2 separate regions of the Homo sapiens genome follow, and region 2 is linked to region 1. A link is a loop called in an ENCODE intact Hi-C map of the cell type or tissue named here. Cell type or tissue: lower leg skin. All regions are shown on one strand. Each heading gives the region's core, and the rest is flanking DNA. Links, peaks and the distances in the headings are about the cores only. Region 1 holds the start of NDRG4 (NDRG family member 4). Region 2 overlaps SLC38A7 (solute carrier family 38 member 7).

Region 1 (5,363 bases), core at 108-5,107:
TTTCTTCTCCTCTGCTCACTCCACCTGCAGGCCTCGGGCGAGCTCGCCACCCAGATCCTTGCTGCCCAGGAGAACAGGGCACGGAGCCTGAGATAGACCTAGTGTTCTGCTCCCCAGAGACCCGAGAGCCAAGCCCCAAACTGGTTGCCTCTGGGAACGAGGGCCGGGTGGGTCTACAGGAGGTGGGCATGTCAATGTCAGCAAGCTGCCTCCTAGCCCCGCTTCCTCTCCCTGGTGGTCTGGAGCCCCTGGCAGCAGGGTGAGGGTGGGGAGGGCAGAGCTGGTGTGTGCCTGACCATACCCCTGGCCCTGCTATCTGCCCAGGGCCCCTGGCCCCCGGCCCCCAAACTCCATTTTCAGCATGTGGGGAAACCCCCTGTATCTGCGTGGGCAAGGTGGGATTTTCATCCCTGGTGGGTGGAGAAGGAGCAGCCCCTTGAAGCAGGGTGATAACCCAAGTTGCCCCAGAAAGCAGCAGCTCCCCAGGCCTCCACAAGGTTAAGCGATGGAACCTTCCTAATGGGAAGGCTGGGCGTGGGGGTCTGGTCCCCAAGATGTTGGGCTTGGGGCCCTCTCGGGCCCTCCATACTCCCCAAGGTGTGGGTCAAGGGCTCTAGCTGTCTGGGCAGTGCCCATGCACCCTGCCCTGCCCCGCATTGGTAAGCTGTGCATGTCTGTGACGACCCTGTGTGTACCTGACATGGGTGAGTCTGTACGTGTGGTCTCGGCTTTTGTATTCGGAGGATCCCGTGTGAGCTGCAGCTGTTGGCGTGTGCCTATGTGCTGGGGGCGGATGCAGGGGCTGGGGACCATCAAGGATGATGTGTGGCTGGGGTGGGAGGAGCAGTGACAGGGCTGGGGCAAGGAGGACTTCAGAAGCCAATTGGAGCCAGGCTTGTCTCCCAGCAGCCAATATGGGAGCTGGGGCTCCTGGTAAGCGAGTGGCTGCTCAGAAACCCTGCGGGGAGGAGGGGCTAGCTAGGCTGGGCCAGGATCCCTGTATAAATGGCCCAGGAGCTGTGCCCCATCACAGAGCCGACCATCTCCCACTCGAGCTGCCCCCGCCCTCTGGACCCGAGTGACTCAGGCCTTTGTTTGTCCTTCCTGGTAGAGGCGGGTTCCCTCCCTCGGCAAGATGCCGGAGTGCTGGGATGGGGTGAGTGAGGGCGCTGCGGGCATCAAGGTGGGCCGGGAGGATGGTGCATCCTTATGACCCACCGCAGGGAGGAAGTGCCCCCCTCAACCCACATCTGGTGGCAGCCCGGCCTTCAAATAGCCTCACCCTGGGGTCACTGAGACACGGCCAGAGTGCTCCAGGTTCCCTGGTGATCCTGTTTGCAGGAGTGGCTGGGGGCAGCTGCTAGTCAGAGCCCATAGCAGGGGCTGGGGGGAGCGTGTGGTTGGGGGGTGGGTGACATATCTGCAGGAAATGGAACGTGGAAGGCACTGTCTGACTTGGCTGCATTGCCCGTGTGGACCCGGGCGCTAGTGCCTGCATGTCCCTCTGACCGTGTGCCCTCTGGTGTGCGCTTGGATGGTGTCTGCCTTGGTGATGCCTGGGGCCATCAGGCCAGGGGGCGGGGGTGTCCTTGGTGAGCCCCCGAGGCTGTGTGCCCAGTGTGCGTGCCGGGTCTGTGCGTGCAGGGGCTGCCGTCCCAGTGGGCGGCCGTCTAGCTTGTTTGGATGGCTGCGCCAGTGTGATGGGAAGGACAGGCGGCCTCTTCCTTAGGAGCCACCTCACAGTTCCCAGGGCTCTGCTGCGCCAGCCGGGCAGAGGCAAGGAGGTCTGGGCCACACAGGAATGACAGCCTTTCAGGCAGGGGTCCCTGCTGGGGAGGAACGAGGAGGGGTTGCCTGCCTGCCTTATTTTGTAGGTGGGGGAAGGCAACGCTGGAGCCGTGAAGCTGGCAGGGCTAGGGGACCCCAGGTGGAGCCCAGGGCACCTCCTCTCGCCGGGGCATCAGGTACCCCGGCCCCATTCTTCCTCAGGAGGGAGAGGCAGGGGCAGACTCACCCCCACCCCCGGGCCCCACACGCCTGCCCTGCCGGTTCCGCAGACGATAGGTCACCCCGCACGCACGGAGGTGACGACGTCAGCACCTGCCCGCCCATGCAGACCCTGTCCCCTGAATTATTGATGCGGCTGACAGGCCGAACCACAGCACCACCAGCACCAACTCCCACACCGGCGCAAAGCCCGGCTCAAAGCCCCACTCCCCTCCAGTGCTCAAGGTCACAGGCGAGGGGAGACGGACCGACCGAGAGGAGCCGCCACAGCCCCCTCCCCTGCTGCCGCAGTGCTTCCCGCCTGCGCCTACCTGGAGGCGGGGCCGGCTCTGACGTCACCCAGAGCCAATGGGAGTGCTCGGCCCTGAGGGTTGGGGGCCTCAGAGTGCACCGCGCTGTGGCCCTTGTGGGGCTGCCCTTGCGCAGCGCTCCAAGGGACGGGGATGTTTGGCTTCGATCAGGCTGAACTGAGTCCTGAGCTCTCCGCAGAGGGTGAGAGAAGGCGTTAGGGAGGTTCGCAGCAGGGTTCAGCGAAGGTCACTGGACTTCGTAGGACAGGTAGCCCGGTGACGCCCAGGCCCAGCCCCAGCCCTTCCCATCCTGGGAGATGAGCCCTAGTAGAGCCTGATCACGTCACCTCAGGGGGATGGGGACAGGGGCGGCCACACCAGGGCTGGGAGAAGACAGTGGGGCCTCCTCAGCAGCAGAGAGCAGACACCCCTCACACCCCTCAGGCGGACCCGCACGCTGCGGGTCTGGGTTTGGAAGGCACCGCCCTGGGCTCTCGACGTCTGACCCCAGGAGGATAACTGTCCTTTATGCAGCAGGAGGCGCATTGCAGTTCTTTTGCAGCCCCACCCTCCAGAGCTGAGAGAACTCACAGGTGGCTGTGAAAGGGCTGCCTGGTCAGGAGCTCCCTCGGGTGGAACCTGATCTCCTGTGAACATGCAGCCTTCAGTGCACCGCCCTGGCCCCTGAGACTGGCACCTGGCAGGGCCTGCCCTCCCTACTCTGGGATTGACCTTGGGCAAGTCATTTCCCTTTCCTAGCCTCAATTTCCTCCTCTATGGCTTGGGCCTATGTGGGAAGTAAATGAGAAAACTGTGGGTCAGTGGTCAGTGGCGGGGAAGTGTTCCTGGATTTGATGGGCCCCGAGAAAGGATAGGCCTGGGATGGGAGGGGCTGTGTGGTCTGTCCCCTCTCAGCCCTGGTGTGGCCTCCTCATCCCCTGGGTGGTGCAATCAGCCGCATGGCTCACCCTAAGGCTCATTACCTGGGCTCTCCTGGAGGACAACAGGGAAATAAAAAGGGCCTGCAAGTCAAAGAGTGTTCTCCAGGGTAGAGCCTTTGGCCACCAGGTTGGTGCCAGCTTGTCACTCCACACTGGAGACACAGGCCTGGACAGTGGTCCTCTGAGACCAGACCCACTAATGCTGGCCCCTGAGCAGCTGTCTTCTGCTGTCTAAATCTCCTTTCCCATTTGGAGGCAGGAACTCAGGTTCTTTCTAAACCAAAGTGTCCTCACCTGCAAAACAGGGACTAGGGTTCCTGTCTCTTGGGTAACATGCAGGAAGCCTGGCACACAGTAGGTGCTCAGTCGCTTGATGTTTCTTTCATGTCCTTGACCCCAGCCCCACCTCCAACTCACTGGGCCACTCACGTGGTTCCCAGGGCTCACAATGATGCAGAGAGGATCGGTTTATTTAGCTCAGATGGCCCCTCTTGAAGTTTGCCCATCCGAGTGGCTAAGAATGCCCAGTTTGCAAAGGAACAGCGAGAAGGGCATTCTCCCAAGGCTCAGGGATGCCCTAGCATAACAGCCCCCTTTCTGGGGCTTTCTCCAAGTGCTAAATGCTCCACAAACATTGGCTTGTCTAGTTCCCGCAAAGTCCCTGTGAGGTGGTTCTGGATGGAGAGGCTGAGGCACAGCAGAGAAGTAACATGACATGCTCAGTCACAAGTAAGGGGTAGAACCAGGTCTTCCTGAGGAAGTAATGACCTTGAGCAGCAAAACCAAAGGTGTGAACTCAAGAGGATCCCAGAGCAGGCTCTGCAGAAGGCCTCTAGAGGGGATGGGGAGGGGGGTCTGACCCGGGCCTGCCTGAAGGGAGCCCTTGAGGATGCTGGGCTCACACAGAAGGGCGTTCAAGGTGGAAGGAACCACATGCGCAAGAGCCTTAGAGTGGGAGCCAGGGGCAGTGCCGGGGTCGGGGCTAGGCTTGGCTGGCACGGGGTGTTTTCTGAGGATTCCAGGCAGGACCACTGAGGCCGTTCCCCTGCAGCAGCAGGAAGTGCCTGAGAGTTCTGAGTGTGAGAGGGACTTGGGCTGGGGAGGCAGAGCTGTCCAGGAGGGGCTGCTGCAAGATGGAGAAAAACAGCCTCCCTGGACCCTCAAGGGCGGAGGACAGTGACAGCACAAACCAGTGGCTGGTTTGCAGAGAGGACCAGACCTTCCCCATGCAGATCAGTTCACATTGTCTCTGTACTGAACAGCCCTGAGAAGGGGTGTTCCATCCATTCAGTCCTCTCTGGGGGCTTCTTGGGGTGATGAGAACAGGATGCCCCAAGTAGGGGCTCTACCACAGGCCTAACAGGTACCAGGCTGCGTCACCTCATTCCCCAGAGGAGCCAAGAGCGGAGGCTGCCCAGAGTGTCCAGCACGGTCTCTCCCCTTCAGGAACATGACATCGAGACACCCTACGGCCTTCTGCATGTAGTGATCCGGGGCTCCCCCAAGGGGAACCGCCCAGCCATCCTCACCTACCATGATGTGGGCCTCAACCGTAAGTGCAGCCCAGCCTCAGTCAGCCCTCCTCTGCCTCCCATCAGCCAGAGCGGTGAGGCCCCCCACCCTCCCCACAGGGCCCTGTCAGCCCCACTCACACTCACCTCTGTTGCCTTCGCCCTCCGGGCCTCCATTTCCCCGACGGACCCGAGGCTTACACTTCTGCCTTGCCTGCCCTCTGGGGGCCCGGCCTTCCTTCCAGTCCCCCGGCCCCTCTGCTCAGCCATAGTGGAAGTGTGTCTTTGCAGACAAACTATGCTTCAACACCTTCTTCAACTTCGAGGACATGCAGGAGATCACCAAGCACTTTGTGGTGTGTCACGTGGATGCCCCTGGACAACAGGTGGGGGCGTCGCAGTTTCCTCAGGGGTAGGTACCCTGAGCCCCCTCTGCCTGTCTCCAGCTCTGCACCTGAGGCCACACCTGGGCCCTGACCTCCTGCTCTGCCTGCAGGTACCAGTTCCCCTCCATGGAGCAGCTGGCTGCCATGCTCCCCAGCGTGGTGCAGCATTTCGGGTGAGTCCCCGCACAGCCCCTGCGCTAGGGCCCAGGGGTGCCTACCCCAACTGCA
Region 2 (5,363 bases), core at 364-5,363, 160 kb after region 1:
TTGGGAAGAAGTTGAATTTGTACATTTCTTTTCTTTTTTGTTTTTTGAGACAGGATCTTGCAGTGTCATCCAGGCTGGAGTGCAGTGGCACAATCACAGCTCACTGTAACCTTAAAACTCCTAGGTTCAAGTGATTCTCCTGCCTCAGCCTCCTGAGTAGCTAGGACTACAGGTAAGCACTATATATATATGTTTTTGTTTTTTTTGAGGCTGAGTCTTGCTGTTGCTGAAGCTGGAGTGCAGTAGCACAATCTTGGCTCACTGCAACCTCTCTGCCTCCTCGGTTCAAGTGATTCTCCTGCCTTAGTCTCCTGAGTAGCTGCGATTACAGGCGCCCACCACCACGCCTAATTTTTGTATTTTTAGTAGAGACAGGGTTTCACCATGTTGGCCAGGCTGGTCTTGAACTTCTAACCTCAAGTGATCTGCCCGCCTCAGCCTCCCAAAGTGCTGGGATTATAGGTGTGAGCCACTGTGCCCAGCTTTTTTCATATTTTTTTTTTCAGAGATGGGTCTTACTATGTTGGCTGGCCTTGAACTCCTGGCCTTATGCAATCCACCTCCCAAAGCGCTGCAATTACAGACCTGAGCCACTGCACCTGGCCTGCTCACTTGTCTATTTATGCAAGTTAAAAGCACTGTCTGCCTCCAGTCTTACAACCTGTGGGACCATGGGCAAAATATTTAACTTCTCTTAGCTTTTGCTTCTTCATAGAAATGTAAAGACCACGATTGTGCAAGTAAAGTGTCAGCACAATATAAGAACTCAACAAACGCTGCTATTCATTCATTCATTCTTTCAGTAACTACTGAGCGCTTGTGCCAGGCACCGGTGGAGGCGCCTGGTGGGTAAAGAAGACATAAGCCTGCTCTCATAGAGCTTACAATCTAATGGGAGAGATGGACATTAACCAAGTGCTTACAAGTATTTGGGACATTAGGATGGGGATGTCTTTTTTCAAAAATCTGTAGGCTGGGCACAGTGGCTCACACGTGTAATCCCAGCATTTTGGGAGGCCGAGGCAGGTGGATCACCTGAAGTCAGGAGTTTGAGACCAGCCTGACCAACATGGTGAAACCCCATCTCTACTAAAAATACAAAAATTAGCCGGGCATGGTGGTGGGTGCCTGTAATCCCAGCTATTTGGGAGGCTGAGGTAGGAGAATCGCTTGAACCCAGGAGGTGGAGGTTGCAGTGAGCTGAGATTGCGCCATTGCACTCCAGCCTGGGCAATAAGACCACTCCAGCATGGGTGACAAGAGGGAAACTCTGTCTCAAAAAAAAAAAAAATTGTATACATTTTAGGGGTACACATACCATTTTGTTACGTGGCTATATTGCATATGGTGAAGTCTGGGATTTTAGTGTATCCATCACTGAAATAATGTACATTGTATCCATTAAGTAATTTCTCATTATCCACCCGTCACACCAGGATGAGGATGTCTTGAGTGAAGTGTATGAATGGATGAACTTGGCTGTTTGCACTGGAGTACGCCTGTGGCGTAGACGCATCCTTTCCTTCCTTCTGTTGAGAGACGGTTAAACTCAACCTCGTTATTCGCTCCCTAGTCAGGCCCAAAGCCCAAAGCCACCCTACCCTTCGAGCCTTTCTGAAGTATTTCTTCCTTGCAGGGTCAGTCCCCCACTTTTACTAGGAGTTGGAGCCTGACCTTCACTTGAGTGTGGCTGGAGCGGAGAGGGGAAGTGTGGTGAGAGATGAGTTGGTTAGACTTGACCCTAAAGGCAAGAGGGAGTCATTTAAGAACCTCCCAACACACAGTCAATGTCTGGCTACCTTGGCCACTTTTCAGTTCCTGAAGTCATGTTCCTCCCAGCTCAAGGCCTTCGCACATGCAGTTTCCATTGCTTGGCAAAGTCTCCCCACCTCTCTTTACTAATTCCTACTCATCAGTCACAGGCCAGCTCAAACATCACTTCCTCCAGGAAGTCTTCCTTGACTCCCCAGACAACTTTCCAGCCCCCAGACTAACACACTGTATTTTCCTTCCTTGGCACTTAACCACAATTTGGAAGTGTATATTTGTGTCATTGCTTGCTTAGCATCAGTCTTCCCACAACTAGGCTGAGAGCAGTACTGGAGTCTGTTTTGCTGGTTTTTTTTTTTTTTTTTTTTTTTTTTAAGATAGAGTTTCACTCTTGTTGCCCAGGCTGGAGTGCAATGGCGTGATCTCGGCTCACTGTAACCTCTGCCTCCTGGGTTCAAGCAATTATCCTGTCTTAGTCTCCCAAGTAGCTAGGATTACAGGCATGCGCCGCCATGCCCAGCTAATTTTTGTATTTTTAGTAGAGACAGGGTTTCAGCATGTTGGCCAGACTTGTCTCGCACTTCTGACCTCAGGTGATCTGCCCACCCTGTTCTCCCAAAGTGCTGGGATTACAGACGTGAGCCACTACACCTGGCCTTTGCTGGTTTTCTTGCCAGCACTGAGCGTGGTGACTGGTGGCTCCATAACCAAGACAGCTGGGACCTGCTCAACGCTCGCCTCTGAAAAGATGGGGGTGGATACTCAGGAGTTTAAAGCTCTTGCCAAGATCTGAAGTCAGGGGGACAGTCTGAGACCACAAAGGCACAGGAAAGACAGTGAGGGCTTAAGTGAAGGCAGAGGTCGCAGGATTGGAGACTGCGATACATTCCTAAGTCACTGGAGAAGGATAGGTAGAATGTGGAAGAAAGCAGGGGTGGCAAGAGCCACTTGCAGGTCCCTGCTTGGTAGAGGGAGCATGGCGGTGCCATTCCGGAGATAGGGGTCAGAGACAGTGACATGCCATCTACACCTCCTACCCCAGCCCTTCTTCCTCCTGGCAGTGGCCTGGACTCTGTCCCCAGGATCAGACACAGGGGACACGGCTCAGCAGCACAAATCCCTTTTATTAACCATCTTCCCTTTCTCGAGTATACACAAGTAGAAAAGAAACAGTGAAGTACCCCGATAGGGAGGGTGGGGAGAGGATGGGAGGGGGCTCCTGAGGTTAGGACAAGAGGCCAGATTCCAGCTCCTTCTCCTGACTGGTCTGTCTCTGTGCAATGACTCCACTTACATCCCTTGACCCCCGAAACACGGCACTGGGGGACTGCAGCCCTGCTGACCAGGCTGTCCTCCTAGCCCTGTCAGGGACTGGTGCTGGCAGAGCTTGGTGCTGTGCCACAGACTGACAGAAAACAGCACAGTGGGTCTGGCCCCGGGGGCAGAGAAGATCAGGCACCAAGAGGGGATGTGAGAAAAGGCAGTTTATCCATCTGGGGACTGGACAGAGGCCCAGCCAGCCTCCAACCAGCTTCTGCTTCTTAGATCGGACTGCCCTGAGTGGCGGGCGGCTCGGCAGGGGGTCCCTCTCGTACCCTTTACAGAGGTTTTGGGGAAGAGGGGACAAGGAAATGCTAGGGGCTCCAGGTGGAGGAGGAAGTCTGATTGGTGCCTGGGATTGGCCAAAGTGAGAGGGGGCAGCTGAGGGGCTGAGGTGGTCAAAACGGGAATATAGTGGGGAGTAGGGTGGGAGGTGGGGAGATAGCCTATCTCTTCGCCCTCTCTGGGGTAACAATTCCAGTGTGACATCAATGTGGCTGGCCACTGAGGCCAGGCCTGATGGACGTGCGTTGCTGAGGAGGCTGGTAAGAGAGCCCCCACTGTCCCCAATTATGTGCGTGGGAGAGACTGAGCTACACAGTGAAGTGAGATGGGAGGTGAAGAGGTAACGGGGTGAGGGGGAAGGAAGGAGCAGACAAAATCCAGACTGGAAGGGAAACTTCCAGGCCAGTGTGGCAGGCTCAAATGCTGCCCATCAGTGACAACCCAGCTGCCTTTTTGTTTGTTTCTGTTTTTTTGAGATGAAGTTTCACTCTTGTTGCCCAAGCTGGAGTGCAATGGCACGATCTCAGCTCATTGCAGTCTCTGCCTCCTGGGTTTAAGCGGCTCTGCTGCCTCAGCCTCCCAAGTAGCTGGGATTACAGGTGCCCGCCACCATGCCCGGTTAATTTTTTGTATTTTTAGTAGAGATGGGGTTTTGCCGTGTTGGCCAGGCTGGTCTCGAACTCCTGACCTCAAGTCATCTGCCCGCCTTGGCCTCCCAAAGTGCTGGGATTACAGGCGTGAGCCACTGCGCCCAGCCCTGCCTTTTTTTTTTTTTTTTTTTTTTGTCTCTGGGTAGTCACGCTAGGGCTGGCAGGGGAGGAGGCAGAGGAAAGGCAGGAAGAAGAGAAAACATCACTGAAAAAGAAGGTGTCGGGGAGGTACACCCTGATTCTGACCAGCCCAGCCCACACAGAGGGTCTGAAAGGTTCTCAGCCTTCTCCATCACCCACCCTGCGGCCTCTGAAAAGAGGGGCCCATCTCAGACACAAAAGCAGATACTCCCAACCTTATGGGGAAAGCTAACGGAGGAATACTCACAGCACCGTGGCACGGGACGGCCCTTGGCTTCAGAGCCGGGCTGGCACCGTTTGTAAACATTAGACCTGGTGATGTCTGGGGATGGAGGAGGAGAGGGATGCCCAGCCTGGACCATCAGGTTTGATGAAAGAGACAGGGTGGGGCCCCTCAAGGCCTGGGAAATGTCTATTAGCTATGGGAAAGAGGCTGACAGGTTCATGGTGGGGGTTGCCCAGGAAGGTGTGGACAAGGTCTGAATCTACCTGACTATGCATTTGCATGACTTCAGTGCTACCGTTGGAAGTGGCCAGGCTCCTGAGGAAGCTACCACTGGCCTGGGGTAATGAGCACAACCCCTACTCAGGACAGGGTGCTCTGTGGAGGATGGTGGCCTTCTGTCCATAGTCATTCTCCAGAGGGAAGTCAGACTGGATTCTTTCTTATGAGATCTACCGACTCTCTTCACCCGTGGATTCCAGGCATGGAGAAGTTGAGAACTGGGAGAGGAGGAGGGGTCCTCTATGATGTGAGACTTCCTGCCGCCATCCACGGCACTGCCAGGACTGGGGAGCAGGAAGGGGACTGGATTTGAGCTGTCCAGAGGTGTGGGGCCTGAGTTTGCCCCAGTCCCTGGAAGAGGATGTCCGGATGTCATCCCACCAGTTGGAATGATCGTGGACTAAGAATGGCCCCATAGCTCTAAGAGATGGGTTCCTGCGACCAATGGCAAAGGCCTTGTGTTCCCTGGGAGGCAGTGGTTATGCCAAGAGATCCACAAAGATGGCGTTGGCTGTGGTCTGGCCGAAGATGAAGGCTCCCAGGGTGACCAAGAGGACTCCGTAGCTGACCAGCACCCACCAGCTGTAGAACAGAGGGTGAGAGAGGTCTGATCAGTCATCCCATCCCATGACTGCAGACTTCAATATATATAACTGTTAATTACTGTAATTATCGCACTTCTCCTGTTGGTA

What was found. Hi-C counts contacts between places; a loop is a spot of excess contacts. Peaks named below come from ENCODE experiments on the same cell type or tissue, not always from the same donor. Only the 100,000 strongest peaks of a DNase experiment are listed, where the experiment ranks them.
Region 2: it touches region 1 in a loop (2.4-fold over the local background); 51 of 110 quality-filtered maps call a loop at or near these places.

The regions. Positions count from the first base shown.
Region 1 is chr16:58,499,114-58,504,476 of GRCh38, forward strand. It overlaps NDRG4 (NDRG family member 4), which reads left to right and starts at 1,030. Exons shown (of 15, transcript NM_001242835.2): 1 at 1,030-1,156; 2 at 4,685-4,790; 3 at 5,041-5,161; 4 at 5,246-5,308. The coding sequence starts at 1,136. RefSeq lists silencers at 859-938, 949-1,008 and enhancers at 888-1,704, 1,705-2,522, 2,523-3,339, 2,932-2,981. In lower leg skin, for the core only: no CTCF peak of the experiment used is centred there; DNase peaks (open chromatin) are centred at 721, 1,038, 1,828, 2,088 and 1 weaker place.
Region 2 is chr16:58,662,235-58,667,597 of GRCh38, forward strand. It overlaps SLC38A7 (solute carrier family 38 member 7), which reads right to left. Exons shown (of 12, transcript NM_018231.3): 12 at 2,875-5,253. The coding sequence ends at 5,151. Among named protein-coding and RNA genes, the nearest start is that of SLC38A7, 20 kb to the right of the region's middle. In lower leg skin, for the core only: no CTCF peak of the experiment used is centred there; no DNase peak of the experiment used is centred there.